3 separate regions of the Homo sapiens genome follow, and regions 2 and 3 are each linked to region 1. Evidence: chromatin loops called from intact Hi-C (ENCODE). Cell type or tissue: PC-3. All regions are shown on one strand. Each heading gives the region's core, and the rest is flanking DNA. Links, peaks and the distances in the headings are about the cores only. Region 1 holds the start of GJB2 (gap junction protein beta 2). Region 2 has its middle 65 kb from the start of MIR4499. Region 3 overlaps CRYL1 (crystallin lambda 1).

The links. Peaks named below come from ENCODE experiments on the same cell type or tissue, not always from the same donor. Only the 100,000 strongest peaks of a DNase experiment are listed, where the experiment ranks them.
Region 2: a loop joins it to region 1, with 4 times the contacts of the local background. A loop is called at or near these places in 2 of 110 quality-filtered maps.
Region 3: a loop joins it to region 1, with 5 times the contacts of the local background. A loop is called at or near these places in 7 of 110 quality-filtered maps.

Annotation. Positions count from the first base shown.
Region 1 is chr13:20,182,495-20,193,224 of GRCh38, forward strand. GJB2 (gap junction protein beta 2) reads right to left here and starts at 10,444. Exons shown (of 2, transcript NM_004004.6): 1 at 10,289-10,444; 2 at 4,976-7,109. The coding sequence starts at 7,087. The coding sequence ends at 6,407. LOC107984553 (a long non-coding RNA gene) reads right to left here and starts at 3,697. Exons shown (of 3, transcript XR_001749956.2): 1 at 2,958-3,697. In PC-3, for the core only: CTCF peaks have their summits at 6,827 and 7,029; DNase peaks (open chromatin) are centred at 8,197 and 9,227; H3K4me3 peaks cover 3,033 bases; H3K27ac peaks cover 3,177 bases.
Region 2 is chr13:20,363,805-20,374,534 of GRCh38, forward strand. No RefSeq gene overlaps it. Among named protein-coding and RNA genes, the nearest start is that of MIR4499, 65 kb to the right of the region's middle. In PC-3, for the core only: no CTCF peak of the experiment used is centred there; DNase peaks (open chromatin) are centred at 6,277 and 7,397; H3K4me3 peaks cover 1,323 bases; H3K27ac peaks cover 3,331 bases.
Region 3 is chr13:20,415,245-20,425,974 of GRCh38, forward strand. The region is part of intron 5 of CRYL1 (crystallin lambda 1); the gene reads right to left. Among named protein-coding and RNA genes, the nearest start is that of MIR4499, 13 kb to the right of the region's middle. RefSeq lists enhancers at 34-615, 616-1,197, 3,783-4,982, 9,910-9,959, 9,970-10,209 and 1 more. In PC-3, for the core only: no CTCF peak of the experiment used is centred there; a DNase peak (open chromatin) is centred at 4,797; H3K4me3 peaks cover 399 bases; H3K27ac peaks cover 2,172 bases.

The DNA of each region.
Region 1 (10,730 bases), core at 2,731-10,730:
AAAGGGCTTCTGAGAGACCTATCAACCAATTATAACATCAAGTGGCAAAAAGAGTCCTTGATAAGTTATTTCGCTTCTCAAAGAAACCGAAAACGCCAAACTAATCACTAGTCTTGTTTTTTTTTTTCCTGGCAAAAGCCTGCTATCTTTCATGATTTAGCTTTCATGAAATTGTTCCTGAAGACCCCCAAAAGAAACAATTTCATGCCCCGAACTCTGTTCAGAGACTTTGCTGTGCCTGTCATGTCCAGCTTGCCATATCCTGTTTTGTAAAGTAGCCACCTTATATACACACCTGCTGTCTGCACTGTGACCTCCTTTCAAAATCATCTTTGGTTCTTCAGAGGCCTGGAATAATGCTCTGCCCAGATGAAGATCTCCGTAAATGTGTTTTTGAAATGGCTAATCAAATAATGGATACCCTTAGGTATTTTTGCAGAAACACTTGACAGCCTTCCATAATATCCCTACTATGAAATGGAAACTTGTGAATGAGATGTGGCTAAGTACTTTATCCATAAAACTCCAAACTTGAATCATGTTGGTAAGTGAACTGATGTTAAGCTAGCAGGAAATTGTTGGTGGCATTCCTTATTCAACATTTTTATTGGCTTAAGTGACCATAGAGAAAGCACGCTCATGAAACTGACAGATGACATAAAGTTGGAATGAATTGCTAATAAACTGAAGACAGGGTTCAAAAAGATCTGGATGGACCAGAAGGATGAGCCCAAACCAGCAAGATGAAATGTAACAGGGACAATGCAAAGCCCTGAATTTAGGTTAGAAAAATGGGGGTGGGGGGGCGGCACCTGGGCCACAGAGCAAGACTCCATCTCAAAAAAAAAGAAAGAAAAATGGGGGGAAGGGTAGACTTTGTGAAAAATGGGAGACAATGCTACTATCACTTAACAAGGAGATGGTTCAGTAACATTCGATGGGACATTGTACATTGTTAAAAGAACAAATTTCTATACATGGTGACATGAAAGGATTTCCTTTTTGTTTTTGTTTGTGGGTTTTTTTGTTTGTTGTGTTTTTTTGAGATGGAGTCTCCCGCTGTTGCTCAGGCTGGAGTGCAATGGTGCAGTCTTGGCTGACTGCAACCTCCACGTCCTGGATTCAAGAGATTCTCCTGCCTCAGTCTCCCAAGTAGCTGGGACCACAGGCATGCACCACCATGCCTGGCTAACTTTTGTATTTTTTTAGTAGAGAAGGGGTTTCACCATGTTGGCCAGGCTGGTCTCAAACCCCTAACCTCAAGTGATCCATCCACCTCGGCCTCCCAAAATGCTGGGATTACAGGCGTGAGCCACCACACCTGGCCAGACCTAGAAGGATTTCTAAGACATATTACTAAATGGGAAACAATCATAGAAAAAATGATGTAAGAAATGCAAACCAACATGGTCACGTATGTGTTGTGTGTCTATGTATATAAGTATGAGTATATTCAATTGCACAGGGGAAAAGTCTGGAAGGATATAATCCAGATGTTAACACTGAAACTTCCAAGCAGGGGAGTGAAATGAGACTTTCACTTTTGACTTCGTATACTCCTGTATTATTTAAGTGAAAATGTATTTATATATTCTATAATTACAAAAATCACATTGGTTGCCTTTTCATTTTGAAATGAGCAAAAGTGACAGGGCTGTTAAAAAGCTAAGTCACTTGAGCAATAACGTGATGTCCAGAACAGTGGTTCCATGGCTCAGCCATGTCGGGGGCTGCACTGAGGACAGGGGGCCATCTGCCTTCTAGGAGGACACTGTGGACTGGAATATTGTTCCTGCCTTGAGGAGGAGTCTCCCAGCACAGTTACTGCTGCTTGACTGTCAGAGCATGCGTTTTCTTAGGGAAGTTGAAGGCAGCCTGTATCTAGTAAGGTGGTATGCAGTAGTTGCTTAATGCTGAATGTGTGAAGGAATGTGGGGCTGTGGAGCAGGAGGATAAAGTCTGAACTTGGACCTGTTGTTCTCAGCTATTCGAAGCTTTCTCAAGTGGAAAATAGACTGACTTTGGGTCCATCAGAGGGCAGAACAAATGCTGGAGAGCAGATGCTAGAATTCCGTCTTAAAACCATGAATCCTTACAGCGGCCTGCGTGGCCTGCGCCATCTGTCCCAGCCACGCCCTCCTTGGCCCCATCTCCCCCTTTCTCGCCCTGACTCTTTGGCATCCTGGCCTTTCCGTCTCACTGGGATGCTTCCCTAAGAGACTCGTGTGGTTTGCTGCCCTGTATCCTCCGGATCTCCTGACCACCCTATGTTAGTTACATTGCAATTTCCCGTTTCCCTCATGACGTCTTATTTTCCTCCATTTAAATTACCTGCAGCAGGTACCACCTACAGGGATCTGTTGAGAGTCGGCCTCCTTCAATGTGAAGCCTGATGTTTTGTTCTGTTCACAGCTATGCCCCCAGCCCCTAACAGTTGGTGGCAGTCAGTAAATATTGCCTGGGAAAACGAATCATTAGCCATGTGCAGAAATGGAACAGCGTCTCACCAAGTTGGGGTTGCCCCTGGACCCTGTGAACACTGGGGCAGCTGGGGTGTTCCTACTGTGCTTGTTACCGGCTTCAGGAATCAAATGCACTAGAGAATTGTAGAAGTGCGGTCCACATCCTCTGTGTGGTAGGACCAGCTGCTGTTGGCCTCTGAGCAGGATCTCTTACCTCTCTGAGCAGTGCCTTCCTGTTGCCCTCAGCAAGAATAACACTAACAGCCTAGGACTTCAGAGCACTGCTGCGAGGTGCAAATGAGGTGATATGGGAAAAGCATTTGGTGAGATGTATGGAAAGTGTAGAGACCCTGACCAGATGAGTCAATGGCCTTCTTCGTTACTCTGTTGACCTTTCTTTAATTACAGAGTCGCATAGCTGTCACCACCTTATCCTTTTTTGCTGCTATATTTGCCCCCAGCCATTCCTCTCCCGGCTTATGTGGCTAGACTCACCTGCCTGTGCTGCAGTTACTCCAGGCTTTGTGTAAATGTGCATTTTTTTCCAGCCCCCAGTTTATCAAGCTTTGCTTGAGTCACTTGTATCTGAAATACCATCTGTCACTCTTCCAGGTTGGGATCTGTCTAGTGGAAAACAGATGACAGTCATATGTTACTTAGTGCTTTACTATGTGGAGAACGTTTACATAAATTATCTTATTTCATTGCCACTAAGCCGGGGAAAGATTCAGGAAACCCATTTTAAGATGAGGACACTGAGGTCAGGGTAAGTGAGTGAGCTTTTACCCACCTCTCAGCTGCTCTCTAGTTGTCAAAGACCAACCCGTGGGGGTGGCTCAGGCCCGACCCCTGCAGCATATTCCTTGGGGCCTCCCAAGTGGGCCCGATCTGCTCACCCCAGCTGTGACTGTCTTTTGACAGGAGGAGGGAGCAGCGAGGCTGCACCCACTGCTCATAAAAAGCAGAGCTTGTCCACGCCGAGGGCTCGGCTGGGTGGGAGGCCGCTTCCACAAGGCTTTTTCTTGCTCCATACAAAGTGCAGACTGATGCTTTGAGATATAGTCAGGATTATCATTTTCAGAGCTCAAGCTCTAATTTCCAGGCATGTGACCAGACCTCTCTATCCATTCCTACAAGTGGTCGAGAGTAGCCCATAATTATTTTGGCTTGGTCTTTTAATAGCTTGAGAGTAATAATCTACATAGCTTGTAGAAGTGAATGTACTTATTTTAAAAGTTCTGTGTTTTTTGATGTTGTTGTTGTTTGGGACAGGATCTTGCTGTCGCCTAGGCTGGAGTGCAGTGGCACAATCTCAGCTCACTGCAGCATGGACCTCCCAGGTTCAAGCAATCTTCCCACCTCAGCCTCCTGAGTAGCTGAGACTACAGGCACATGTTACCACGCCTGCCTGGCTAACATTTTTATTTTTTATAGAAACAATGTCTCCCTATATTGCCCAGGCTGGTTTTGAACTCCTGGGCTCAAGTGATCCTCTCGTCTCAGCCTCCCAAAGTGTTGGGATTATAGGTATAAGCCTCTGCACCCAGCTTAAAAAATCCTATTTTCACAGTCTATGTGCAGAGCATTTTGGAAGTCAGGTAGAAACCATTTCCCATTTTCTATTACCTGGGTGATAGTTGACTGGTTTTTGTTCTTTGAAATCCATTTTAAAAGTGTATGGTCCTCTATGAAAATACTTCTAATTATTGATGTGTGAAATGCTTTGAAATCCTTGGATGGAAATCTTGTACCATGAAAGAACAGAACTGTTGGTGGTGTCTCTGGGAGAGGCTCACGAGGGCCGGGCAAGCCTGTGGGGGTAGCAGGCAGTCACTCCCATGGGGACAGGCTGACCTGGCAGGCTTATTTCCCATGGAAGTGGGCACTGAGGAATAAAAAGCAGTTTCAGGCCAGGTGCGGTGGCCCATGCCTGTAATCCTTGCACTTTAGGAGACTGAGGCAGGGGGATCCCTTCAGCCCAGGAGTTCGAGACCAGACTGGGCAATATAGTGGGACCTCGTTTCTACAAAAAATGAAAAAATTAGTGGAGTGTGGTGGCACACTCCAGTGGTCCCAGCTACTTGGGACGCTGAGGTGGGAGGATCGCTTGAGCCTGGGAGGCAGAGGTTGCAGTGAGCCAAGGTCATGCTATGAGTAACATTTTGAAGGTCCACTTCTGGGATTCATCCAGGAGCTAAACGGGTCATGTCCAGCCAACTCAGCATTCACCAAGGTACGTTTCCAGACCAAACACCACATTGTCCATAGACTGATATGCCTCAAAAACCTGGTAGAGGTGGGCACGGGGTTAGGTAGAAATCATCTTCCTCCCTTCCTTCCCCACCAAACTTTCTGGTGACAGAAGCTTTTCTGTAACTGGGGCAGAATGGGGTCAGACACTCTGGCAACTTACCCATTGGTGTTATGAAATATAAAACATTAATGTATTTATATAAAAAGTGATAGATGAAATTAAAATTTGCTGTTCTATTAAAACCATATTAGATTTTAAATTATTATAGAGATTATATTTTAATGTTTTAAATGTATTTGATACATTACAAAATTATTTTAGTTACAAGCATATCATTAAAGCTATTCTTTATTATTACAAAATGCTTTTACAATGCTATTCTTGACAACAGGAAAATACTTACCCTCACTGAAATATGTGGAGTACCATTTTTTGGAAACCATGTCAAGCATAATGGCAATATTCAGGTTCAATCTTCCTATAGATCTGCTCAATATTTATCTAAACCTTAGCTTCTATTCTTTTCACATGTTATTAGCTATATTTTCACTTAAAAAATTGGAGGCTGAAGGGGTAAGCAAACAAACTTTTGAAGTAGACAAAGCTCATCTTTAATCAACAGACTTTAGAGTCCAGTCTTTCCAAATCTGTTTTTAACGACAGAAACTTCTCCCTCCCCTGCCCCATTTTGTCCTCCCCATTAAATGGTACTGTGTCAATAAAATTCCCAAGCGACCTCTTTAAATCAGCGTTCTTTCCGATGCTGGCTACCACAGTCATGGAAAAGGGAGATGTGTTGGACAGGCCTGTCATTACAGGTAGTAGTTGGTGGTACATCCAGTCTGTATTTCTTACACAAAATTACATCTAAATATTTGACATGAGGCCATTTGCTATCATAAGCCATCACTAGGAACTTCTAGTCTGTCTCACTCGATTGAGGCTACAATGTTGTTAGGTGCTATGACCACAATGAATACAACAGACAGCCTCTCAGCTGTGCTGCAAAGTATTCATAACCAAAAGACCATATTTCAAATTAAATCATAGTAGCGAATGACATACCATTTACATATTACAATCTGAGCCTCTGAAACAGGGGGAACATATAATGGTATCCAGAACATCTTTACATCAAAATAACCTATCATACTACAAAGTTTTCACTTCCAAAAAGTGTAACAGAGTTTAAGGCACTGGTAACTTTGTCCACTGTTAGAGATTAAAACTTCCAAAGCAAATGAAAGAACCAATGTTCACCTTTAACGTGGGGAAAGTTGGCAAAAAGAACCCCAGGAGGACACCCAAACCTTCTCTGTGTCCTCTGTGGAACCTGGCTTTTTTCTCTTGTCCTCAGAGAAAGAAACAAATGCCGATATCCTCTGTTTAAAATATGAAAGTACCTTACACCAATAACCCCTAACAGCCTGGGGTCTCAGTGGAACTAACTTAAGTGAAAGAAAATTAAGACAGGCATAGAATTAGGCCTTTGTTTTGAGGCTTTAGGGGAGCAGAGCTCCATTGTGGCATCTGGAGTTTCACCTGAGGCCTACAGGGGTTTCAAATGGTTGCATTTAAGGTCAGAATCTTTGTGTTGGGAAATGCTAGCGACTGAGCCTTGACAGCTGAGCACGGGTTGCCTCATCCCTCTCATGCTGTCTATTTCTTAATCTAACAACTGGGCAATGCGTTAAACTGGCTTTTTTGACTTCCCAGAACAATATCTAATTAGCAAATAACACAATTCAGTGACATTCAGCAGGATGCAAATTCCAGACACTGCAATCATGAACACTGTGAAGACAGTCTTCTCCGTGGGCCGGGACACAAAGCAGTCCACAGTGTTGGGACAAGGCCAGGCGTTGCACTTCACCAGCCGCTGCATGGAGAAGCCGTCGTACATGACATAGAAGACGTACATGAAGGCGGCTTCGAAGATGACCCGGAAGAAGATGCTGCTTGTGTAGGTCCACCACAGGGAGCCTTCGATGCGGACCTTCTGGGTTTTGATCTCCTCGATGTCCTTAAATTCACTCTTTATCTCCCCCTTGATGAACTTCCTCTTCTTCTCATGTCTCCGGTAGGCCACGTGCATGGCCACTAGGAGCGCTGGCGTGGACACGAAGATCAGCTGCAGGGCCCATAGCCGGATGTGGGAGATGGGGAAGTAGTGATCGTAGCACACGTTCTTGCAGCCTGGCTGCAGGGTGTTGCAGACAAAGTCGGCCTGCTCATCTCCCCACACCTCCTTTGCAGCCACAACGAGGATCATAATGCGAAAAATGAAGAGGACGGTGAGCCAGATCTTTCCAATGCTGGTGGAGTGTTTGTTCACACCCCCCAGGATCGTCTGCAGCGTGCCCCAATCCATCTTCTACTCTGGGCGGTTTGCTCTGGAAAAGACGAATGCACACAACACAGGAATCACTAGCTAGGACAGAACAGGGAGACTTCTCTGAGTCTGGGTAAGCAAGCATGCTTAAATCTCTTCCTGAGCAAACACCAACTCTTACACAACCTCACCAAAACAGGTGAAGACAGAACCAACTTAGTTTGTCATAGGATTAAATGTATAGTTCCCAAACCCTCTTGAACGTGTTTTTAGGTGTTCTCTGATAAAAAGTAGCTTGTTCACCTGAGTAATTCACCCAATCTTTAAACACATCATAAAAATTTGCTGTGCTGGGGAGTGTCATAAAGTCCTCGTTAGCTGAAAGGCACTCAGGGGTTCTGACCGTACCCCTGCATCCTCTGCAGAGCTTCCTTGGGTCTTCCTGACTCTGCAGAAGTTACTCAGCGTTCAACAGCTGCATCCATTTGCAGTCTCAAGTTTTGGCTGTACCACTGGGGCCGATACTAGCTTGGGCCAACCTTGCTCAAAGGCTGAGAGGCCAAGTACAGGAGAACCGTGAGGATAAGATGTCTAGTCTCTCTGCTGAGCCACTTTCCTTAATGTCTTGAATGAATTTTCACAGACGTGGCATGTAGCAGTGAAACTGTTGTTACCAGTGGTTAAGTTTACATTTGAGGCACCCCGAGTTAAAATTTTACAAAGGACCTTGCTTCCTCCTACGTGAAAGGAAGAGGTTAGGAATGCCCTCTTCATGGAGAAAAGCCACTGTGAGCACAGACTTTCGTGTAGGCTTTGTGGATGGCTTGGTGGCCTCACTGTCAGGCTGGCACTGATGGCTCAGTTAGCATATCTGTTTTGATAAGTGCTGCAACAGTGCATTATAATTGTGGGCTGTGGTTTTAATTTCAAAGTGTTTCTTAAAAGACACATTATTTTAAAATGACAGAAAATTCAACTCCCTCGGTTACTGGCCCAGCTAAGCGACGTCACTGCATTGCAGTTCAGCGCTGAAGCTTGGGAGAGTCCCACACTCCTTACTGCAAGCGGATGTGGAGAGGCCAGTGGATAATCTCCTGTGAGCCCATGGCCTTCTTTTCATCCCAGGATGTGAATTGTCTTCACTGATTCATAGTTACACCCTGCCTGCCACAACCAACGCTCTCCTAAACAAGATTCCACCCTCTCCACAATCCGGATGAATCATCTCTTTTCCACCCTTCAGAGCTGGTAGTGAATCCTCCTTCTTCTTTTTCTTAAAAGCATCCTCCTCTCCTCATTTTAGGCAAGTTGCATCCCGTTTTCTGATGGACTCCAGAAGCAGGCTCGTAGTGAATGTCTTTCATGACCCACAGTCGCTGCCACGGGGCACCAAGGTCAGGCAGAAACCATCCAGTGCCACCTTGGTCAGAGGCTAACAGGAGAGAGGTGGCCACGAAAGTTACATCAGATTGACATAGGCCTGTGAAACATTTAGCTTCACTGAGCTTGGGAAAGACAACATCATTGGAAAAAACAATATTTTAGCCCAGGTTCAGCACTGACCCATTGATAATCCAGACTGGGAGGCCCTTAGGTGAGCTGGTTGTCCTGCTACAGCACCCACAGCTCAGGCCAGTCCCGTCCCAACAGCAGAACCACCGAGGACAGCAACATTCCGATTTTAACAAAAGCATCTTATGGAATTAGACATTCTTCATTGGCCCTCACTGAGTGGAAAACAGGATACTCCCCGAAGTAAACTCTCTCCTGGTTTACAACAATACACCTGGCCAAGAATATGGGGCTGCAGGAGGAGGGGTTTATCCTTTGCCCTCTTCCACCTGCCAAACCCAGGTCATACACCCTTCTACAGACCTGTCCAGTTACCATCAGCTGAGAAAAATACAGTTCCGAGAAACCCTATATTGTTATTTTATAAAGCTTGAGTTGAAGCTACCTGTTTTAAAGATCCTTTTTCAGGAAGAGGAGTAAATTAAGATTTACTCCCCAATGGGCTAGGGGGTCATGGGTTAAGAGGGGCTCAGAAGCAGGACGAAGTTGTTTTCAATATTCAAGTCAGAGGAGGAGCTGCCCTCCTGGCCTCCCGACCCTGGGCGGTTACATGCAGCTTCCTACCGGGCCCACGCCATCCTGCACCGCCTGGAGGGCTGCCAGAGGCCAGCGGAGGAGTTGGTTCAGTTCCTTAGGGAAGACACTAGGTGAATCACCAGGATCCAGAAAAGGCAAAAGGGACTCTTCACCCCTTAAATTTCTCCACCCTTAGGTGATGGGTGGTCGACCTTGCCTGGCTGTCCCCAGAGGGTTCCTCCACCCTTCTCACCAGTGTCTGAAATTGTGACCGACTGTGCACAGCAGTTTCGAAAGGGACTCTAAGGTCACATGGGGACACGGCCGTACCACGCTTCTCAAGGCAGTCCCAGGTGCATGGCCACGGAACCCAGCTCTCAGCAGCTGTTAGTTAGGTGAGCGCTGTTCGGGCTGCCTTCCTCCTCCAGTGGGGCAGGATCGAGGCACTGATGGAACCGTCCTGAGGACGCGGGTCTCAGCCGCACACCACCTCTTCGCGAACAAGGGTCCTAAAAATTTTCCTTCTAGGCGGGGAGCACAGCCCGGAAACAGACCCTCGTGAAGTGTTTAGGAAAAAGGGAAGCCACTGAAATCTTGGCCCCGGGGTAGGCCGGGATCGGCTGGCTCCGCGTTAGTTCTAGGCAAACTCCGCCCAAATCTCTGCCCGGGGATTTTTCTGCAGAAGCCGCTCCAAGAGGTAAAGGTCAGTTCCTGCAGCGAAGGCTTCCTGCTTCACCGGCGAAACGGAGCTTTGCTTCGAAGCTAAGCTTTCGGTGAATTTAAAACGTTTGGTGGCAGTGGGTCAAGTAGCCAGGCGGCTGCGCTAGAGTACCCCGAAGGGACATCGGCGACACCACAAACCTCGCGCTGGCGGCTCGCCCGCGCCTTTTTCCCCTCCCGCGCGCGCCCGGCCCCACTCGCACCCCGGGCGGTGCCATCGCGTCCACTTCCCCGGCCGCCCCATTCCAGCTCCGGAGCTCGGCCGCAGAAACGCCCGCTCCAGAAGGCGGCCCCCGCCCCCCGGCCCAAGGACGTGTGTTGGTCCAGCCCCCCGGTTCCCCGAGACCCACGCGGCCGGGCAACCGCTCTGGGTCTCGCGGTCCCTCCCCGCGCCAGGTTCCTGGCCGGGCAGTCCGGGGCCGGCGGGCTCACCTGCGTCGGGAGGAAGCGCGGCGGGGCCGGGGCGGGGGTCTCGGCGTTGGGGTCTCTGCGCTGGGGCTCCTGCGCTCCTAGGCGGGTCCTGGGCCGGGCGCCGCCGAGGGGCTCCGAGTCGGGGAGAGGAGCGCGCGGGCGCTGCGGGGCCGCAACACCTGTCTCCCGCCGTGGCGCCTTTTAACCGCACCCCACACCCCGCCTCTTCCCTCGGAGACTGGGAAAGTTACGGAGGGGGCGGCGCCGCGGGCGGAGCGCGCCCGGCCTCTGGGTCCTCAGAGCTTCCCGGGTCCGCGAACCCCCGACCGCCCCCGAAAGCCCCGAACCCCCCAAGTCCCCTTCGAGGTCCCGATCTCCTAGTTCCTTTGAGCCCCCATGAGTTCCCCAAGTGCCCCCAGCGCCCTGAGTCTCCCCCGGTTACCCCGAGCGCCGCCTCCCCCAG
Region 2 (10,730 bases), core at 2,731-10,730, 180 kb after region 1:
CACAGGGGGCCCTGGTTGGCACCGAGAGGCCGTCTGGGTATGCTGTGGTCTGGTCAAGCATTGTCAGAGCTCGGCTCCCGCACTGACTTCAGCTAGAAGCTAGCGTAATACAAATGGCTTCTCCTTTCTGAGGAGAGCAATGTGCTGCATGGAAGCCTTTGTTCATCCTCACTGGCTGAAGATGTGCACTGTGGGCTCACAGCGTATGAGACAGTGTAAGACCATATCACTGGGGTGGCTCCACTGCAGAGAACGAATCTATTCTAGGTAAGTCACAGCAGAGAGAGGTTTGTTACAGATTATTTCAGAGCTGACAGTTTTATGCGAGAGCTGGAAGACAGATTCCCAGTTCAGAAATTACTCCCATACCACACCACAGGACTAGCCACTGCAGATGCTGCCTCCCCCAGGCTCTGGAAACTTCCAGCCCCAGAACTACCTCACCTCTGCCTCCATCTGGCCCAGAAGCCACAAATTCTCCCCTGACTCCAGAACCAAATCATACCTGTTGCCATCTGCAGCAGCAAATGGATGCCCTAGAACCCACCCCTCAACTTCCTCCTAGCTATGGCTCGCCTGGAACCTCTGCTGAACAAACGCCTGCACACCTGTGCCAGCCCGAGCAGCAGGAACGCAGCCTCCAAGTCACTTAGGCCTGCCAGGTCTCGCGGAGTGTGCTGACCAGCTGAACGCGAATCCTATTCTAGTCTCTAACTGCAGAGGGCCTGGAGATGGACAGCTTCAAGTTTGGTTTCTACACAGGAGGGAGAGTGAAATGATGCTGGAGACCAGGTGTCATCTCCACCCATGGGACCTTGAGAGTTGGGGAGGGCACAGGGACCCTCAGACCCGTTGTCAGCCTTAGGAACCAAAGAAATTCTGTCTCCCCATGACTCCTCCTCTGACATCTGGCCTGGCAGGCTGGTCTCTCTATCCTACACATGCCCTACCATGGGGTGTCTGTATCCACTCCAATTCCACGTGCACCCACTCTGCACCCCGCCCATGCTCTCTACTCCTAAGAGTCTTTCCCAGCCTTCAAAATACAGCTTGAGGCTTCAATGAGGGCTTCTTCAACTGTTCTGTCCTGGCGAATCCTCTGTCTCCTTGAGCACTTACCATCTCTACAAACCCCTTGGTGTGTGTGTAACCACAGCTTGGAAGGCCACTGATGGTCCTCTGATGACTTTCTATGTAATCACCATGAAGCTCCAGTTAGATCAAGAGCACCTATAGAAGGAACTGGGACCAGGTCTGTTGTTCTTGAATTCCTGACAGTTCTGTAGCTCAGTGCTGAAAACAGCAAAGCCACTCAGCCCCCATCTTTGGGAAAACTGGCTTCCTCTGTGCTGAAGGGGGATAACAGTGCCAGCCCTGCTTCTGTGTGTGTGTGTGTGTGTGTGTGTGTGTGTGTGTGTGTGTGTTGTTGTTGTTGTTGTTGTTGTTGTTGTTGGGCTCTAGATCAAAAGAGTTAATACAGGCTGGACGCAGTGGCTCATGCCTGTAATCCCAGCACTTTGGGAGGCTGAAGCAGGCAGATTACCTGAGGTCAGGAGTTCGAGACCAGCCTGGCCAACATGTTGAAACTCCATCTCTACTAAAAAATACAAAAATTACCCAGGCATGGTGGCAGGTGCCTGTAATCCCAGCACTTTGGGAGGCTGAAGCAGGCAGATTACCTGAGGTCAGGAGTTCGAGACCAGCCTGGCCAACATGTTGAAACTCCATCTCTACTAAAAAATACAAAAATTACCCAGGCATGGTGGCAGGTGCCTGTAATCCCAGCACTTTGGGAGGCTGAAGCAGGCAGATTACCTGAGGTCAGGAGTTCGAGACCAGCCTGGCCAACATGTTGAAACTCCATCTCTACTAAAAAATACAAAAATTACCCAGGCATGGTGGCAGGTGCCTGTAATCCCAGCTACTCGGGAGGCTGAAGCAGAAGAATTGCTTGAGCTTGGGAGGCAGAGGTTGCAATGAGCCAAGATTGTGCCACTGCACTCCAGCCTGGGCAACAGAGCGAGACTCCATCTCAAAAAAAAAAAAAAAAGAGCTACTATGCAGGAAAAGGCACTATGATCTTTACTCAAACTCCTGTTGAGCAACAGCTGCTCCTATTCCCAAGTCACCCTGCAAATGAGCCGGCAAACTTGCCCATCCAGCCTGGGCCTGGGGTCTTACATGCAGGGCTCCCTCTGCTCTGTGGAGACATGACCAGGAAGCATCTCTCAGGTAAATGGCTGAAGAGAAGCAAGTGCAGCATGAAGCATGAAGACGGGAGACGAGCCCCTAGCATGCGGCTTGGGCTTCACTGCAGGAATTAATGACCGTTGGCACAGATGCAGACCTCTTGTTTCCATGCTTCTCTGGAGCAAACAGCATTGGGTAACAGGGCCATGCCCCAAAACCTGGAAGCCAGGTTCTCCTTTTCTTCCTCTTGGTGGACACAGTCTTAACCGCCCACAAAAGCTAGACCTGAGGCACCTTGGCCTGCTCAGTTATTTCCAGGATGGTTGTGCAGACACCGCAGTCACACATGAGGAGGGCTGACCGGTGAGTTCAGGCGCAAGACAGCAGAAACCCTTGGGAGGTGTTTAGCAGTTTCCCTAGGTCACTCTCCTCACCCCTGGGAAAAGGAAGAGAAGGTAAGACAATTTTCTATGTGTTTTGGATATCTATCTCTAACATAAACCCAAATTCACTCAAAATCAAAATCAAAATCAAAATTTTCATCAGAAAATATTTTCCCTAGGAAAGTTGATGTGGTGTTGCTTAAAAGCATAATTGGCTGGGTGCAGCGGCTCACGCCTGTAATACCAGCACTTTGGGAGGCTGAGGCAGGTGGATCACCTGATGTCAGGAGTTTGAGACCAGCCTGACCAATGGAGAAACCCTGTCTCTACTAAAAATACAAAATTAGCCTGGTGTGGTGGTGCATACCTGTAAACCTAGCTACTTGGGAGGCTGAGGCAGGAGAATCGCTTGAACCGGGGAAGTGGAGGTTGTGGTGAGCCAAGATCACGCTGTTGCACTCCAGCCCAGGCAACAAGAGTGAAACTCCATCTCAAAAAAAAAAAAAAAGAAAAGAAAAAGAAAAAGAAAAAGAAAGAACAATTGAAATGTGCACAGTAAGAATTCAAAGTAAAGGCCAGGCACAGTTTCTCACGCCTGTAATCCCAGCACTTTGGGAGGCTGAGGCAGGTGGATCATTTGAGGCCAGGAGTTCAAGACCAGCCGGGCCAATGTGGCGAAACACCATCTCTACTAAAAATACAAAAATTACCCAGGCGTGGTTGTGCACGCCTGTAATCCCAGCTACTCAGGAGGCTGAGGCATGAGAATCGCTTGAACAGAGGAGACTGCAGTGAGCTGAGATCATGCCACTGCACTCCAGCCTGGGCGACAGAGTGAGACTCTGTCTCAAAAACAACAACAACAACAAAAAAAAAAAAAAAAAAAAAAAAGAAAGAAAGAAAGAAATATGAAGGCCCATGTCAATGCCATGAATAAATCTTATTTTATTTAATATTTATTTAAAAGAATTCGCAATAAAAACACATCTTCATTGGTTTAGCGTTGTTGTAAAGGAATACCAGGGATGGGTTATTTATAAATAAAAAAGGTTTATTTGGCTCATGATTGTGATGTCGACAAAAGTTTGAGTTTGGGCGTCATCTGGCAAGGGCCGCAGGCTGCTTCCACTCGTGGCAGAAGGTGAACAGGCGCAGGTGTGTGTGGAGATTACATGGAGAGACAGGGAAAGAGAGGGAGAGAGAGGGAGGGAGAGGGAGCCAGTGCCAGGCTGTTTTTAGCAACCAACTCGCATGGGAACTAACAGAGCAAGAACTCACTCATTACCTTAAGGAGGGCGCCAAGCCATTCGTGAAGGACGCGCCCCCAGGACCCAAGCACCTCCCACCAGTTCCCACCTCCAACACTGGGGCTCAAGCTTCAACATGAGGTTTGGGGGACAAACAACCAAACTATAGCAAACACATTGAGAGCATGTCCAATAAGACGACTGAAGTTTGGGATAATGCTGCACCTTGGTCTGGGTTCTTAGTGCAGACTCTAATACAAGTGAGGTTCTAAAATTCACACACCCTCTGTCCATCCATCCCATCGCTGGGATATTCACTAGGATAAAATTGTGATTTATCATGAGCTTGAGCTAGAACAGCCAACACCTAGATTTCCTTAAATCTGTTTCTATTTCTTGCTCATTCCTCCTTTTCCATGCAAATTCTTATTTGTAGTAAGTAGCGCCACTCTTTTCCAGACCCCAGGTGTAATTAACTGTAGCAAAATGTGGTAAAAGACCGTATTTGTGGCTCTGAATATTAAAATCCAAAGGTGACCAGAAAATAATTGTTAACAGTTCTGGGTGGTTGTGCCAGAAAAATGACTCTGGCTCAGGAGGTGACATTTTTCAGACAGTGGTAAGGGAGGCTCGGTGATCCATTTGGTTCTGATGTTTAGGATAGGAGAGTGATCCTGGAGACTACATAGGATTTGGTTTTTTTTTTTTTTTTTTTTTTTAAAGTTCCATACCAAAATGTAGGCCTGTGGATGCTGATGGAACTCCAGGTAACACAGTGCCCAAAGTAGGCGTTTGTGTGCTTAGGTTACCACTGGGTCATAAAACAGCCACGTGGCAACTCCAGCCTTGGCTCGGGAGTTTGGTATAAGAGGAAAGTTGGTGGCTTTGCATTGGGTGCATGTTCATGTTTCGCCTGGATCATATCATTGTTCATCTTCCCCATTGAAGGCCCACCCCACAGGTAGTTTTTGCACTTTTTGATCTTGGCACCAGCAAAGCTGTTGCACGTGAGACACAAGCTTTAAGGTGGGAACCTGACGTAGGTCTTCAGTGGCCCAAATCAGGAAAGGAGTCGCTTCCCTGACCCGGGCACAGTTAAATAGATCCACAGCCCAGTGTGGACAACTTACTCTAGTTGACAACATGTGGTGGAGAAAAGGCCAAGGTTTCCTGAACAGCATATCTCTTCTAGAAAGAGCAATACTTCCTAAAAGTGCTGAGGTTGCCACAGTTGAAAAGTTCAGAAAAATGAAATTCAAGTGTAAATTTGTATGAAAGAGAGGGAGAAGGGTTCTTCCAGGAACCATTCAGAAAATGATGAGATAAATCACAGACTGAGAGAAAGTAGTTGCAGGACACATAATCTTCCAAGGACTTCTATCCAAAATATTTCAGAACTCTTACAAATCTCATAAACAAGCAAGCCATTAAAAATGGAAATTCAGAGGCTGAAGAGAGACAATCACTTGAAGACAGGAGTTAGAGACCAGCTTGGGCAACATAGTGAGACTCTATCTCTAAAAAAAGTTTTAAATAAAAGTTTAAAACAATTTTAATTTAAAAAATTGGAATCAGAAAATAGAAGAAGATATACATATGGCCAAAAAGCACATGAAAAGATCCTCAACATCATCATCAGAAAATGTTAATTACCATGTTAGGGTATCTTCATATCCACTAGAATGGCTAAAATTGAGAAGATCAGTGTATTAAGTGCTGACAAAGATATGGAGCAACTGAAACTCTTTTTTTTTTTCCAGACAGGGTCTCGCTCTGTTGCCCAGGCTACAGTGCAATGGCACAATCATGGATCACTGCAGTCTCAACCTCCTAGGCTCAAGCAATCTTCCCACATCAGCCTCCTGAGTAGCTGGGACCACAGGTGCGCACCACCAGACCCCACTGATTTTATTATTTTTACTTTTACGGAATCAGGGTCTCTGTATGTTGCCAGGACTGGCTAAAACTCTTACATCTTGCTGGTAGGAATAGAAAATGGTACCCCCATATTGAAAAACAGATTGGCCACTTCTTATAAACATAGACTTACAATACCGTTCATGTGTTCCATTTCTAGACATAGTAATAAAAACATGTTTGCATAAAAAGACTTGTATGCAAATATTCACAGAAGCTTAATTCACAAAAACCAACACTTGGGGGTTAAAAATAAAATTGCCCAGATGTCCATCAACAGGTGAATGGAAAAACCGTGGAATGTTCATACAATAGAAACTCTACCGCTCAGCCGTAAAAAAATGAACTTGACACACACCCACATATGATGACTCTCAGAAACATCACTCTGAGGGCAAAATAAGCTGGACACAAAAGAATTCATGCCGTATGACAACATTGACATGAAGTTCTAGAGTTGGCGGAACTAATCTCTGGTGATAGAAATCAGATAAGTCGTTGCCTGGGGCAGGGGTTTGGAGGGAAAATTGCAAAGAGCACAGGAGAACCTTATGTGGAAATGTTCCATGTCTTGATTGGCATGGTGGTTACGCGGTTGTACATATTAGTCAAAATTCACTGAAGCATACACTTAAAATGTGTGCATTTTATTGCATGTAGCTATACCTCCACAAAGACGGTTAACTCACACACAAAGAACTTCTTCAGAATTAGTCACCTGTGGACTACTCTGTCACGCATTGGCAGGTCTTCATGTGGCTGTCACAGAAATCGGTTCCAAGATTTAGCAACCACACAACCATAATAACACTGAACAGGACTCATTTTTATTGGGTTTTGATATACTCATCTTGGAAGTCAGGAAGTTACTTTGAATTTTCAACAGATTCTGAATTTAACCTCAAAAATACTTTTAAGCGTAACTTTGTATTTTCCATGCAGTGGTGCTATGCCTTGGAGAAACTACTGATTTGGTGTCAGTTCCCCAGAAAAGAGCATTTTAAAAAGAGAAAGACAGCCTGATCAACATAGTGAGACCCCATCTCTACAAAATATTTTTTTAAAATTAGCTGGGCATGGTAGTTCACGTCTATAATCTCAGCTACCAGGGAGTCTGAGGCAGGAGAATCTTTTCATCCCAGGAATTTGAGGCTGCACTGAGCTACAACAGTGCCACTGCACTCCAGCCTAGCGACAGAGCAAGACTGTCTCAAAAAAAAAAAATCAGTAAAAACAAAAGAAGAAAAATGTAAGGTATTGCATTACAGAGCTGTGCATGATCAACTTTTTGCTTCAGTTTACATAGCATTTTCTATTTGAAACAATGCTTTGAAAATATCTACAAATGCCAGGTTATCAGTCTGTCATAATTTTTTTTAAAAAAGAAAGAGCTAAGAACACTCAATTCTCTTGATCATGATCCAGCCAAATCAGGCTCACACATATCCTGCCGTGTGTTCAACTTCCTTCTGTTCCTGCCCTTTCACCACCAAACAAGAAGGTAGTCAATCCAGAAAGGGTGTATCATGTTTTTTAGGAATCTCATCTTATTTTTTCACCAACCCTCACAAATCACTCCAAAGGTAAATATGACAGGGAATTACAGAAAGGTAGTTGTGAAAAGGTAAGTATGGCCAGGAAATTCCAAGGTGGCCTGAGAGACAACTGGGCTGTGGCTGTGACTCAGCTCCAGTTGCAGAAGTACCTGTTTTACTCTGTGGAGGATGTGTCTGTGCTGTGTGAACAGTGCCATCCCCCTTCCCTTCTCTTCTAGGCACTACCCCCACCAGGAAGCCCATCAGACAATGGCCCAAGCACATTCCGATGGACAAGTTTGAGGCTCAACAAATTCATTGTCAACAACTAGGAAGATGGAATAAAAATCAGATGTCCAAGTCTAGATTGGCGAGTTGAAATAAAAACAATCCTATTACACATCACCCAATGAAAAAAAATTACCCAAGCCATGGTCTACCCAGCATTTTTGTTCATTGTGCGAGGTGTTTGGCAAAGTGTACCAAGATTTTTAAAAATTCCTATCAATTTACCAACTACTTCCTCTTCTAGTAATTTATCCTAAGTAAATCAGTAGAGATTTACTTAGGTTCATGTACAAAATATCCTATGCAGAATATTGTCTATTGACAGTATCCCAACTATCCGACAATATGGATAATTGTAAAATAAATTATACCAATAAGATAAAATACTATTCATGCAAAACTAAATGTGTGGTCTTCCCCTCTGAACCTGTCCTCCCCAATGCATGGCAATAAAGTATAGTGCGTACACTGTAGTTCTGAAGTTAGACTGACTACACGCAAATCCTGGCTTTGGAACATTCTAACTGTGTGACACTGGACATTTACTTAACTTACCTAAGCCTCGGTTTTCTCTTGTGAAAATAATAAGGCTACCAGAGAATTCAGTAAAATAATTAATGAAAAATGCTGACACATAATAAAGGCTCAATAAATGTTCCATGGTGAACAGCTCTATGAAAACCTATTTCCAAAGTCCAAAGAAGCTGAGGGGACAAAGAAAAAGGCTGACACATCCGATTTCTCAGTAAGAAATGTTTAACAGGGACTTGCAAACAGAAGCCCTGTCCCCAGAGGCTGTGGGATGAGTTGGTGGATTTCTGAGCCATTACCCTGCAGACCCAGAGCTTATGTACCACAGGTGAGGAATGTGTAAGACAGGCGAAGTGGACCCCTGAGAGACAGGTAAGAATTCTATTTGAATCTGCCTAAAGGCAGGATTTCTGATCAAGATCATTTTGACCTAAGAGCAGGATTTACAGTAACAGTAAAGTAGAGATCTCAGAGGCATTCCCAGAACACAGGTTAATCGGAAGTCCACATAGCTGATTCGCATCCAAGATGGAGTAGCTTTAGCCTCCACAGAGTTGCTGCTGGTAACTTTGGTTACACACAGAAATCACCTGGGATACTTTAAAAATACTGCTGCTTGGCTTCCATACCCAGAAATTCTGATGTAACTTGTCTGAGATGGAGACTCAGCATCCAGATCTGTCAAAGCTCCTCTAGTAGGTTCTGATTCTAGTCATGAGAGAGTCACTCACTTGTACTGAACATTAGTCCTGCTAACAGCAATTACAAACTCTTCTCAGAATATAATCAGCAACCGTTTGAAGACACAAGAAACCAACCCAAAGCAGGCACAAACCTCATCCTTGACAGAAAAGGAGCACATTAACCAGCTCCACATTTAACCGGCTTTCCCTGGAGGACGCTATCCAGCAAGGCAAAATAGGCAGTCAAGCAGGAAGTAGTGATGTTATTGGGCTAAACAGACACGGATTGAAGTTCAGAGCTGCCATCCCATCTGGAAATTGAACAGCAAAATCCCAGAAAGCAGGAAGAAAGAAGGAAACCACCAAACTAGTGTAAAATTCCCCTAGGTCCTTGGCTGACTTATGAACTGTGCAGAGTACATGAGGAGACACCCAGGAGCCCAGCAGAAAGCAGCAACTTGGAAGCCAAAAAGCTGGATCTCAGCAGGTACCTAGTGCTTAGAGTTCTGGGTTCGAGTCCCACTTAGTTAGACAGGCTTTGACAAACACTACAGGCTCTCCCTGAAAAACTAGCAGGACCACACCTTAGGAGTAAGAACCACATCCCAAGACTAAAGGCTATGACCCAGGATCATGACAAACCCAAAGAACAAACCCTAAATCCAAGCTTTCACAAGAGCTACAGAACCTGCCAGCAATGTAAGTGCCTGCCGGAACAAAACAGCACATTGTAAAGGAAGGTAATGTAATTCAGTCTCCACAACAAATCCACGGTTCCCAAAACAATAATAACTTTCTAAAAAGACACTAGACAAGCACAAAAACAGAAAATGTGACCCATAATCAGGATAAAAGAAACAGACCTGTAGATCACCTAGATGTTGAATTTAGCAGACGAGCAATTTAAAGCAGCTATTATAAATATGTCAGCAGCTATTTATTATAAATATGTCAGGTGGCCGGGCTCGGTGGCTCATGCCTGTAATCCCAGCACTTTGGAAGGCCAAGGTGGGCAGATCACCTGAGGTCAGGAGTTTGAGACCAGCCTGGCCAACATGGTAAAACCCCATCTCTACTAAAAATACAAGAATTGGCCGGGCGTGGTGGCACCCACCTGTAGTTCCAGCTACTCAGGAGGCTGAGGCAGGAGAATCGCTTGAACCTGGGAGGCAGAGGTTGCAGTGAGCCAAGATCGTGCCATTGCACTCCAGCCTGGGCAACAGAGAGAGACTCTGTCTCAATCAATCAATCCATCAATAAGTAAGGGGGGTTACAAAGAAGAGTGAAAAGAAGGGCAAAGACAGAGAATCTTAGCAGAGAAATAGAAACATTAAAAAGGAAACAGATGGAAATTCTAGAAATGAAAAATATGGCTTCACTAGAGACTCCACACAGCAGAAGAAAGGATTATGAACTTGAACACAGGCCAGTACAAGTTATCCACTTTCCAAAGCACAAAAGGAAAAAGAAATTTCAAAAAACTGAACAGCAACATCTGAGTCCTGTGGGACAATAGCAAATGGTTGTCTCATATATTAATATATGCAATTGGAGGCCCAGAAGGAGAGGACAGAGGGAGTGGAGTAAAAGAAATATTTAATGAGACAATGGCCATCTTTCTTTCCAAAATTGACATAAGAACCCACAGATTCAAGAAGCTCAGCAACCACTGAGTATGATAAATAAAAAGAACACATCATAGCCAAACTTTTGAAAAATATAAAAAAGGAAAAACATCTCTAAAAAGGAAAAAAAAAAAACTGGCCAGGAAAAAGACACATTACATTCAAGGGAATGACAAAAATAGTGATGCCTGACATCTCAACAGAAGGAACAGAAGCTAAACAACAACTGAAAAACATCTTTAAAGTGTGGAAAAAGAAAAGAATCTAGAATTCTATGCAGAGAAATAATATTCTTTGAAAATGTAGGCAAAATAACTGAGACAAACAAAAC
Region 3 (10,730 bases), core at 1,076-9,075, 230 kb after region 1:
GCCTGCAGGGAGGCACCCTCTGCCCTGCTGCGAGCCTGGGGCGCCTGGGCCTGGCCTCGAGGTTCCTGGGCCTCCAGGGCAGCCCCAGGGGTCCCCCGAGAAGCGAGAAAAGGGGTTCGAAACCCCCGCCGTGCCCCGCAACCGGCTGCGGCGGGCGACAGCCAGGTGCCTCAGGTCCGTGTGCTGGCTTGGACACCGCCCTGCGTCTGCAGAGAGCGCGGCGGTGAAGCGGGAGCAGGCGGCCTGGCCCAGGAGCCAGGACGGCCACAGCCACGCCACCACCGGCGAGGGCGAGGGCCAGGGCCACTCACTGTGACCCGCGACTCCCTTTTAGAGAGCCACTTTGCGTTTCGTTTTGTTTGCGCACACGGGACACAAGCATATCGAGGCTGAACAAGCCACAGTCCACGTTTCCAGGAGAATTACAAAGCAAACGCTTGGCCTCGCCTGCCGCAGACTCCGCCCGCTTCTAGAGGCCCGCACCCTGACTCCTGCAATTGCGGCTTTCCCGCTTTTCAGACTGGCCGCCCGTGTTCACATTCCTCAGCTGCAGCGTTTGCTGCTGGCCCATTTCTAATCTTCCTGTAAGTGGAATCACTGAGCGCGCGTTCTTTCGTGACTTGTCTCTCACCATCCTGTTTCTCAGATTCACCTGCGTCATGTGTCCATCTCCTTGATGCAGAGATATGAGTTTAGTCATCCACCCTGCGGCCATGAGCCTTTGGCTAGTCTGGGGCTCCTGTGAGCAGGGCAGCCAGGGTCACGCGCACAGGGCCCGGGCCGCGGCTGGGGCCCAGAGCATCCTTCTCCCCGTCACTGCGGCGCCCCGGCCTCCAGAATTGTGTAGAAGAGGTCCCGTCGCGCCTCAGCCTCGCCACGCTTGGTGTCCTCACCCTTGCAAAGTTTCGCTAATCTGGTAGGGTGAAATGGTATCTCACCAGGTTTCCTTCGAGTTCTAAATCACCCTACCACATGTTCACTGACTGCTAAGGAGAGTGAATCAGTCTGTGCAAGTCACTGCAATGCTGAGGAGGGTCGCCTCCTTTCACTCCCAATAGCGAAGCTGTAACGGGTCGGGGCATCACGGGGGCTGGGGGATATCTACCTAAGGCCCACAGAAACTCCCGGAACCGTCAAGAATCCCGTGTGGAACACAGGCATTGTCGCCTCCTCTCCCTGGCAGGAGGTCTGGAGGCAGGAAGGGTGGCTCCCTGCCCTCTCTCCAGGCTGCTGGAAGGCCTGGGCTGTGGCCCCTCGCACCCCCGTGGGCTCTGGAATGCTGTGAAAGGCAGCCAGGCGGCCTGCAGTCGCTCCCTCACCCTTGCTTTCCAGGCCAACATTCCAAACAGCCCCAAGTTTTCATTTTAGTATTCAAACTGGGAAGTATGCAAACATGGAAGCCACCCTATACTTGCAGTGTTATTTGGCTTGGCTCTTTTAGAATCGTATTTAGTATTTTTAGAGCTGATTTTTAAAAAATCATTTTTAGGATTGCAAAATAGAAAAAAGGTGAGCCACTCAAGAGTAGGTCCTTTTTGGTTTGTATCATCTGAGCTAACAGCCCCTAACTAACGCCTGAGAAGGGTTCTCCATGCTGCCCCATGACCTGGGAGGAACCACATTCCCTCCAACTCCCATGTTCTCAGTTCTGCCTGATTTCATCTAGAGGAGGGCTGTGGGTCTTCCATCAGTCACTATTCACCAGTAGAACAAGTTAGAAAGGGAAAAACGTTTTGATACTTTCCCTTCCTCACTGCTTCTTTCTGCCCATTTGAATTTCTGAAATGGATTTCTCAAAGCTTGAGTTTTTACCAAGAAGCTAAATATAGAGAAAGAAAAGGACCACAAGGCATTCAGTTGAGAAGCTCCACAACTAGGATATCATGTCCCCAAGGCAAACGTTTGAGTTTCTCCCTGCTGCACTTGGTGCTGAACTAAAGCTTTTCCATTTAGGATGTTTTGAAGCTCAGGTTGCTTAATTTTGCCACTGAGCTTAATTCCACCCAAAGCCTTGTGACATCTGTGGCCTAATATTATCATAACAATGACAAATAATCATTTGTCATTGATAAATAATCGCAGCAGCATGACAGGCAGAAACAAGTGCTTGTGTTGAAACAGGGAACTGACAAGCGATTCCTTATAATAGGTGACGGGCAACACAGCTGTGCGGAGATGGGAACCCTACCTGAGTCCAGCCCTTCTGTGGTTCTGTTAACATTGATCAGTTTAGCAATCAGTACTTACTCCATTTTAAGGTAAAATTCTCAAGTCACACATACAAAGAAAAGATTATTTAAAAATCATACAAAGCAATGAATACTACAATCACTGTTAGTTCAAAACATGGTTTCGCGTCCTGAAAATCATTGGGCAAAGAGATCCCAGACAGTGTTAAGGAACCCCTTTTATTGAAAAACTCCTTGCTTCTGCTTCCTTAGTTAAAACCTGAGATTTTTCCACAGTGGAGTAACACATGCATAGCTGGGGCACATATTTTGCACCTGATTTGGTAGGAGAAAATGCCCAGGCTGAGAGGAGCCACAAGACATCCGTGAAGTAGGAGAAAATGCAAGATAGTTAATAACGTACCCAACTGCTATGAAACAAATGTTAAGTCGAATGAAAGGTTTAGGGATGTATCACTCAGGGTTCTACCAGACAAAGCCAGTAAGATTCACACACATACACACATACATCAAGAGATTTATTTCAAGGAATTGGCTCATGTGACTGTGGGCCTGGCAAGTCAGAAAGCCATGGACAGGCCATCAGGAGGGCAGGCCGGCAACTCCAGGCAGGAACTACCCCACAGTCTGCAGGTGGAATTTCTCCTTCCTCAGGGAGATCTCAGTTCTGCTTGCAAGGCCTTTCAATGGACTGGATTTAGCCCACCCAGACTATGGAGAATAATCTCATTTACTTAAAGTCAACTATGTACCAAATACCTTCCCAGCAACATCTAGACTGAGTTTGACTGAGTGACTGGACGCTCTAGCCTGGCCGAGCTGACCCTCTCAGGGGACAGATACCCTCAGGGATCTTGGATCAAGCACTTCTGTTTGTTTGTGGGGTGGGGATGGGGAGAAGAGGAAGCAAGACACATCTAACAATTAACAATAGCAAAGGGTTAACAGATGCTGTGGTACTTACTCTGGTCCTTCGGACAGTCCCAGAAGAAGAGGAAGGCAGGAGAGAAACTTGTGTGGTGGAGGCACACGATATTTGATGGATAAATCCTCCTCCGTGACTATCTCCTCTACTGATCACCAGCTACACCGAACCATCTTTCCTTCTCTATAATCATCCCATTCCTAGATTTAATTTTCTGATTCATGTATTTTTTGCATGGCCTCATTTTCATTTGCTTTTCTCATTTTTCTTCATACCATTCTTCCTCATCCACTTCTTTTTTACTAATTCCCAGCTTTTGATCTTCTATTTTGTTTTGCTCTACTTTTCCCCCAAACTTGGTCCTGAATTTTCACATTTTTCTTGTGCAAACACTACAATAACTTTACTACTACTATCACCAGCAGGAACACAGACTTGCTACCCAGGAATTTGGATGAGGTTCTATTCAAGTTCTTCCACTCCTCAGCTAGAGTTTGGGCATAAGTCCACTGTCAACTGAGAAACAGGAGAAAAATTAAGAGTCAGGAGTCACAAAAGGTTTTATCTTAGGTGAGTGTCAAATAAAGAAACGCAACAGCGAGAAGTAGAGTACTCTGCCACCTTCAGCCCTACGAGGGCGACATGAAGAAAGCACTGGGCTTGTGTGGATCACCCCAGGGCAGCGGCCAAGAAGAAAGGATTACACCAGCACGTCCATCTCAATCTCTAGTGAAAGAAAGGATGGAACAAAGTTAAATCTCGGTGATTTTCTCATCTCCAGAGATGTTCAAGGACAGACCCAGACAAGAACAGTCACTTGCACAGAAGTAACTCGAGCATGAGCTAGGGTACTAGACTATCCCTCTGAGAAACATCCAGCCCTAGGGTCCTTGCAAATGCTACAGGGAGTAACAGAGTTAGAGATTAAGTTTATTATTATTATTATTATTTTGAAATGGAGTTTTGCTCTTGTTGTCCAGGCTGGAGTGCAATGGCAGGATCTCGGCTCACTGCAACCTCTGCCTCCCAGGTTCAAGCGATTCTCCTGCTTCGGCCTCCAAATAGCTGGGATTACAGGCATGCGTCACCACGCCCAGCTAATTTTGTATTTTTAGTAGAGACACAGTTTCTCCATGTTGGTCAGGCTGGTCTCAAACTCCTGACCTCAAGTGATCCACCCGCCTCAGCCTCCCAAAGTGCTGGGATTACAGGTGTGAGCCACCACATCTGGATAATTTTGTATTTTTAGTAGCGATGGGGTTTCTCCATGTTGGTCAGACTGGTCTCAAACTCCTGACCTCAAGTGATCCACCCAGAGTGCTGAGATTACAGGTGTGAGCCACCACATCCGGCCTAGATTAAGTTTATATTGAGAACTACCACAATGATTCATGAGTCTCTCATGAGAAACTAGTTGGAATTATGAGTTTGTTCCCTCCACTTATACATACTGTACCCACATGTTTTCGTTTTCTATACTCTTCACCACATGTTGCTTCCCCCACATGCAACAGGAAACTGGCTCCACGGCAAGGGTGAAAAAGATCTGACCCAGTGGTTCCCACCCACGCCACCTTCCAGGGAGAAGGTGAGGCCAAGATGAGACTTTAATAAGTCGAAAATAAAAGACTGCTAAGTGCTGCCCCACAATTACTCACAGGCTTGTGGTCAGGTTTGTGAGCTGCTTGGCCTGTTGCCGGCACTTACAAGCTTTCTTGGAAGCAAGACACAGACATTCCTGCGGAATGACTTGAGCAAATTTTGCTAACGCTACAAGGGTTGATTGAACACCACCACATTGAACTGATGCAAGAGGACACTGAATCACACCCATAAAACACCCGTCCTGTCAAGAGTCTTCCAAGAGGACGCGCAGGAGTCAGCGCTCCGGGGAAAGAAGATGAGAAACACCAGGTGGACCACCCTGGCCAGGCTGCTGGGAACAAGCCTACGTGCACAGCTGCCGGAGGAGAGGCGGGTCTCCCCTCTGGGAGGCATCTCAGCTACATCTATCAAGTTATAAAAATGTTACTCTCCCGCAGGCTGAGCCCACTCCCAGAATTATTCCAGAAAAGACTCCAGAAGAAGAAACCATATGTGCATAGAGGCTCACTGAGGCCTGACCTTAAAACATCCCGCAGTAAGGGAAAGATTGGATTTAAAAGAAAAAAAAAAAAGACCAGCTAAATGAAATATCATAAAGCCATTAAGAATGAATAAAAACTTGAGTAGCATGTTCATAATAGAGACTAGACAGGAACAAAGGAAAATGAAAGCAATTGACTTAGGGTAGAGCAAACACAGGTGGAGTTTTTCCCTTTGACTTTTCTTTAAAATAGAGGTTGTGTGTGTGTGTGTGTGTGTGTGTGTGTGTGTGTGTGTGTGTGTGTGTTTTGAGACAGAGTCTCACTCTGTCGCCCAGGCTGGAGTGCAGTGGCGTGATCGCAACTCACTGCGACCTCCGCCTCCTGGGTTCAAGCGATTCTCCTGCCTCAGCCTCCCAAATAGCTGGGACTACAGGCCCGCCACCACGCCTGGCTAATTTTTTGTATTTTTAGTAGAAACAGGATTTCATTGTGTTAGCCAGGATGGTCTCGATCTCCTGACCTCATGATCCGTCCGCCTTGGCCTCCCAAAATCCTGGGATTACAGGCGTGAGCCACTGCGCCCAGCCTAAAATAGAGCTTTTAAATAGAAACAAACAAACAAAAAAAAAAATGGAAAGGAAAGAGAGGAAAGACTTTGCCCTAATAAAAGGGACATTCCAGAGTACTTCAGGCCCCAGTGCTAATTCCCTGGTGCACTTTTTCTTAGAACACTGTGTGTATAATGATGCTTTTAGGGGGAAAAACAACAGTATTATAGAGTTTGAAAGAAAGGGAAAGCCTCGACTTTTACAACAAATACAACAGCAAAAAGAATCCATCATTGTGTATGAATGTGAATACATTCACTTCCATTCTATGAGGGTAGTGATACTTTAATTGAGGGGTCCTCTGGGAATACAGTTTACTACAATAAGTTTTGAACCAAAGAGTGTAAGCCCTGACTCCAAAAACAGCCATGGAGCACAAGCCCCATATCTGCCTACTCCCCACATCTTTACCCAGAGATGCTTCCTGCCTTGATGGCCCATAGGGCTCCAGTGGCCTCTCACCTGGCTTCTACCTGCAGCTGATGGAAGGCACAAAGGCTGGCTCCCACAAGGGAAGAGGGATGCAGTGTCATTTGTCACCTCCCACCTCTCTTCTCTTTGCCTTTTCTCTTGGGGGCTCCTTACCCCCATCCTCTACTTCTGGGGACCCTTACCCCTGGCCTGTTAACTTCCCAACTTCAAACTGAGGGAGCTGAAATCCATCATTTATATTCACTGCTCAAGCACCTATTGGTAATGATTGCTAGAAGGTGTTATAGTAACAGCATTTTCATTTATTTATTTATTTATTTATTTATTTTTAGAGTTAGAATACTAACATAGAAGCTTTGCAGCATTTTGGGGATTTTTAATGAGTATGTGGTTGATGTTATTTATTTGCTTATTAATGGGGATACAGGTATCTCTAAATTCATAAATCAGCAGTATCTCTCTTTTCAATAGGGTTTTGTTGCTCACCAATATGACTACTCAGAAAATGGCCACCCACAAAATAATAAATAATGGTATAAAAATAGTCTACTTCTTATGGAAAATTGCTGCTAGAAAAAAAATCCTAATTAAGGCCAGGCGCGGTGGCTCACACCTGTAATCCTAGCACTTTGGGAGGCCAAGGCAGGCCGATCATTTGAGGTCAGGAGTTCAAGACCAGCTTGGCCAACATGGAGAAACCCCATCTCTACTAAAAATACAAAAAATTAGCCAGGCATGGTGGCATGCGCCTGTAGTCCCACCCACTTGGGAGGCTGAGGCAGGAGAAGCCTTTGAACCTGGGAGATGGAGATTGCCATGAGCCGAGATCACGCCATTGCACTCCAACCTGGGCCACAGAGTGAAATTCCATTTCCAAAAAAAAAAAAAAAAGTCCTAATTAACTAATGATTCCAACACAGCAAATAAAAGTTTGCAGATAGAATTCCAGTTGCTGTGGCAGTTGACATTATCCCTGCGAACATCTGCACTACTCTAGAGAGAAATCATTACAAGGTACAAACGTGCTCCCTTGCACCTCCAGCCAGGCTGGGGTCGCCCAGCAAGTGTAAGCAAACCTGTGGGAAAGCTGAGCTGGACTTGGCTCTGCACACGGGTGGCATGCAGCTTCTGACTCTAACATAGAGGAGGAGAAAGCTTTACAAATATGCTTAGATGCCATTTCTCTGCCAAAGCCACCAGCCTTTCTGGAAAAGTCTTGCACTCCTGCTCTCCTTTTGGAAGAGCCCCACATTCCAACAGTTTGTCATGTGCATCCTAACCCATCTCGAGTGGTATCTACAGTCTTTCCAAACAAAGGGCCACGCTACTCTGTGAAAAATGCCACTGGAAGTTTGATAGGGATTGCACTGAATCTGTAGATCACCTTGGGCAGTATGGACATTTTAACAATATTAATCATTCCAATCCATGAACACAGAATGTCCTTCCATTTATTTGTGTCTTCTTCAGTTTTTTCATCAGTGTAATTATAGTTGTCAGTGTACAGATATTTCACTTTCTTGATTAAATGTATTTCTAAGCATTTTGGGGGCAGCTATTGTAAATGGAATTGTTTTCTTGATTTCTTTTTCACGTAGTTCCTTGTTAGTGTATAGAAATGCTACCGACCTTTGTATGTTGACTTTGTATCCTGCAACTTTACTGAATTTATTTATCAGTTCCAACAGAATTTTAGGGTTTTCTATATATGAGATCATGTTGCCAGCAAACAGTGACAATTTAACTTCATTTCCAATTTGAATACCTTTTATTTCTTTCTCTTGCCTAATTGCTATGGCTAGGACTTCCATACTACGTTGGATAGAAGTGGTGAGAGTAGGCACCCTTGTCTTGTTCCTAATCTTAGAAGAAAAGCCTTCAACTTTTCACCATTGAGTATATTTGCTGTGGGTGTGTCACGTATGACCTTTATCGTGTTGAGGAACACTTCTTCTATATCTAATTTGAAGAGAGTTTTATTATAAAATGATGCTGAATGTTGTCGTGTGCTTTTTCTGCATCTGTTGAGATGATCATATGGTTGTCCTGTATTCTGTTAACATGACATATCACATTTATAGATTTGCCTATGGTAAAGTATCTCTGCACCCTGTGATGAATTCCCCTTGATTATGTTATTAAATATAGGATCATTTTAATGTGCTATTGAATCCAGTTTGCTAGTGTTTTGTTGAGGAAGGCCAGACTCTACTCTCTATTTGACTGGAGGCTCTCTCGGTGGACACTGAGTACTCACTGATTCATGGGTGTGGGGGTGTGGGTTCTTTTTTTTTTTTTTTTTTGAGACAGAGTCTTGCTCTGTCACCCAGGCTGGAGTGCAGTGGTGTGATCTTGGCTCACTGCAACCTCTGTCTCCCAGGTTCAAGTGATTCTCCTGCCTCAGCCTCCCAAGTAGCTGGGACTACAGGTGCACAGCACCACACCTGGCTAATTTCTGTATTTTTAATAGAGACGGGGTTTCACCTTGTTGGCCAGACTGGTCTCGAACTCCTGACCTCGTGATTCCCCTGCCTTGGATTCCGAAAGTGCTGGGATTACAGGTGTGAGCCACCACGCCCGGCCGGGAATGGGCTCTGATATAGTTCTAGGGCTCCTCAAAATAATCTTTCAGTACTTCCCTGTAGATGAAAAATATCACCTCTCTCATTGCTTCTGGCAGAAGATCATTCTTACAGAGCTCTCTGCATTTGAAGCCAACAAAAACACAGGTCTCAATTAACCAGGAGGCTGGTCCTAGCAACGTGGGTGATGTATCCGCTCTAACGACCCTGCAGTCCCAACAGAGGTGCTGCTGAGTGGCTGGACTGAGAAGCAGCATGTGGACTCTGTTGGAAAGGAGCTGAGGAAGAGGACAGGCACAGTGGAGCTAGGATGGTCTTCAGCAAACCTCCCAGGGACTAGGAGCTGGAATAGTCAGAGCCAAGAGAGCTCTCCAGTACCCTCTGGTAAGGCACTTACTCCCACAGACACACTGACCACCCAGACTTCAGAAGGCGCAGAAGACAGAGGCCAGCTGAGCGAAGGGACAATGGCCCAGGCCATGTGAGAGAGGAAAGAAAGGCACAGCATCCTGGGGTGCCCGAGGGATCAGCTCTAAGCGGCACCTGGGGCTTTGGACAGATGCTGTCAGAGGAGACAGAGACTGAACCGGTCACAGAAGAAGCCTGGTAGGAGAAGCAGGGGAAAGATTCCCCCAACCCCCTGCAGAGCCCGCACAGGCCTAGCCCAGGGCAAAGCCGGCAGAGGGAGAACACATCCTTTCTGGGGTGATGTGAGCCTCAGAGCAACAGGAAGAAAAGGCAGCGCTGAGATACACGGAGCTCTGGAAGCCCCATCAGCGATTCACTCAGATGCTTCAAATGTTGTGTCTTAAAAAAAAATCCTAAACTCTTAGGGTTCAGTTTTCAAGTAGGTAAGATGTAGAACCCCTCCAGCTGAGGCATGGTGCGGAGGCCAGACTTGGCTGTTTCCTGGCTCCCCCAACTTCCCTACACACTGGGCCCATCGCTCTATGTGACTTCGTGCCAAGACCACACAGATGTTGCCAATGTCTGCGCTGTGCTATTTTACTCAAGCCTCAACATTTTCCCCCGGACACATTCCAGGTGCACCACAGTCTGAAGCAAACCACAGCAATTCACTTCCAACGCCGTCCTTCCCCAGAAAAGCTGCCAGCAGGACCCCGTCTCCTGTTGGCGGTGGCTCCGCACAGGCTTCCTCTTGTCAAGCTCTGCTGCTTCCAGCCACAAGACTGCTGTTCCTGTCCTTGACCTCAAAGCCTGTGAAACGATGATGGAGCCCAGTTCTGCTCCTCCTTGGAGTGCCCGCTTTGTGCTGATTCTCTTCCAGAGTCGACATCTGAATAACCGTCAGTGAGCCTGCCTTGCTCTGTTATAGGGTCTCAGGGCACCTGCTCACGTTGACAATGATATTAGTGAAACGGCAGAGCCTCACCGGACTGCCAGAAAAGGACAGGCCACGCAGGCAGCTTGCTGAGATGGCTTCCTGCTCAGAAAATGAAATATGTGAGATGGCACCTTCCTGGGTATTCATGCAGAGGTGGAGAACTAGACCCATATGAATGTTGGTTGATAAGAGGAGAGAAGAAATCAAAGGACCATTCACCTCCAAGTGAACATAGCACATGTGAGAGAAATGTAAGCGGTAGTTACAGCAGCAAATTTAAACATTTTAGGCCATCTTCCCCCTAGAACATGTTCATGCCCTTGGCTCCCCTTTGTGTAACCTCCCAGTCTGCCAAGGAGCTTCTAATTTACATTCTAATTTCAGCATAACAGTTCATAATGCAGTGGATTATGCGCAAACCTGGCTGACAGCATGAGATCAGGCCCCAGTACACAGAGGCCCCACTGTACAGTCGGCAGGCAGGATACACCCAAGCACAGGCATTCAGCTACAATCAGCTATACGGGAGTGCTGTTTCTGGGTGTCCCTCCTGAGGGACCTG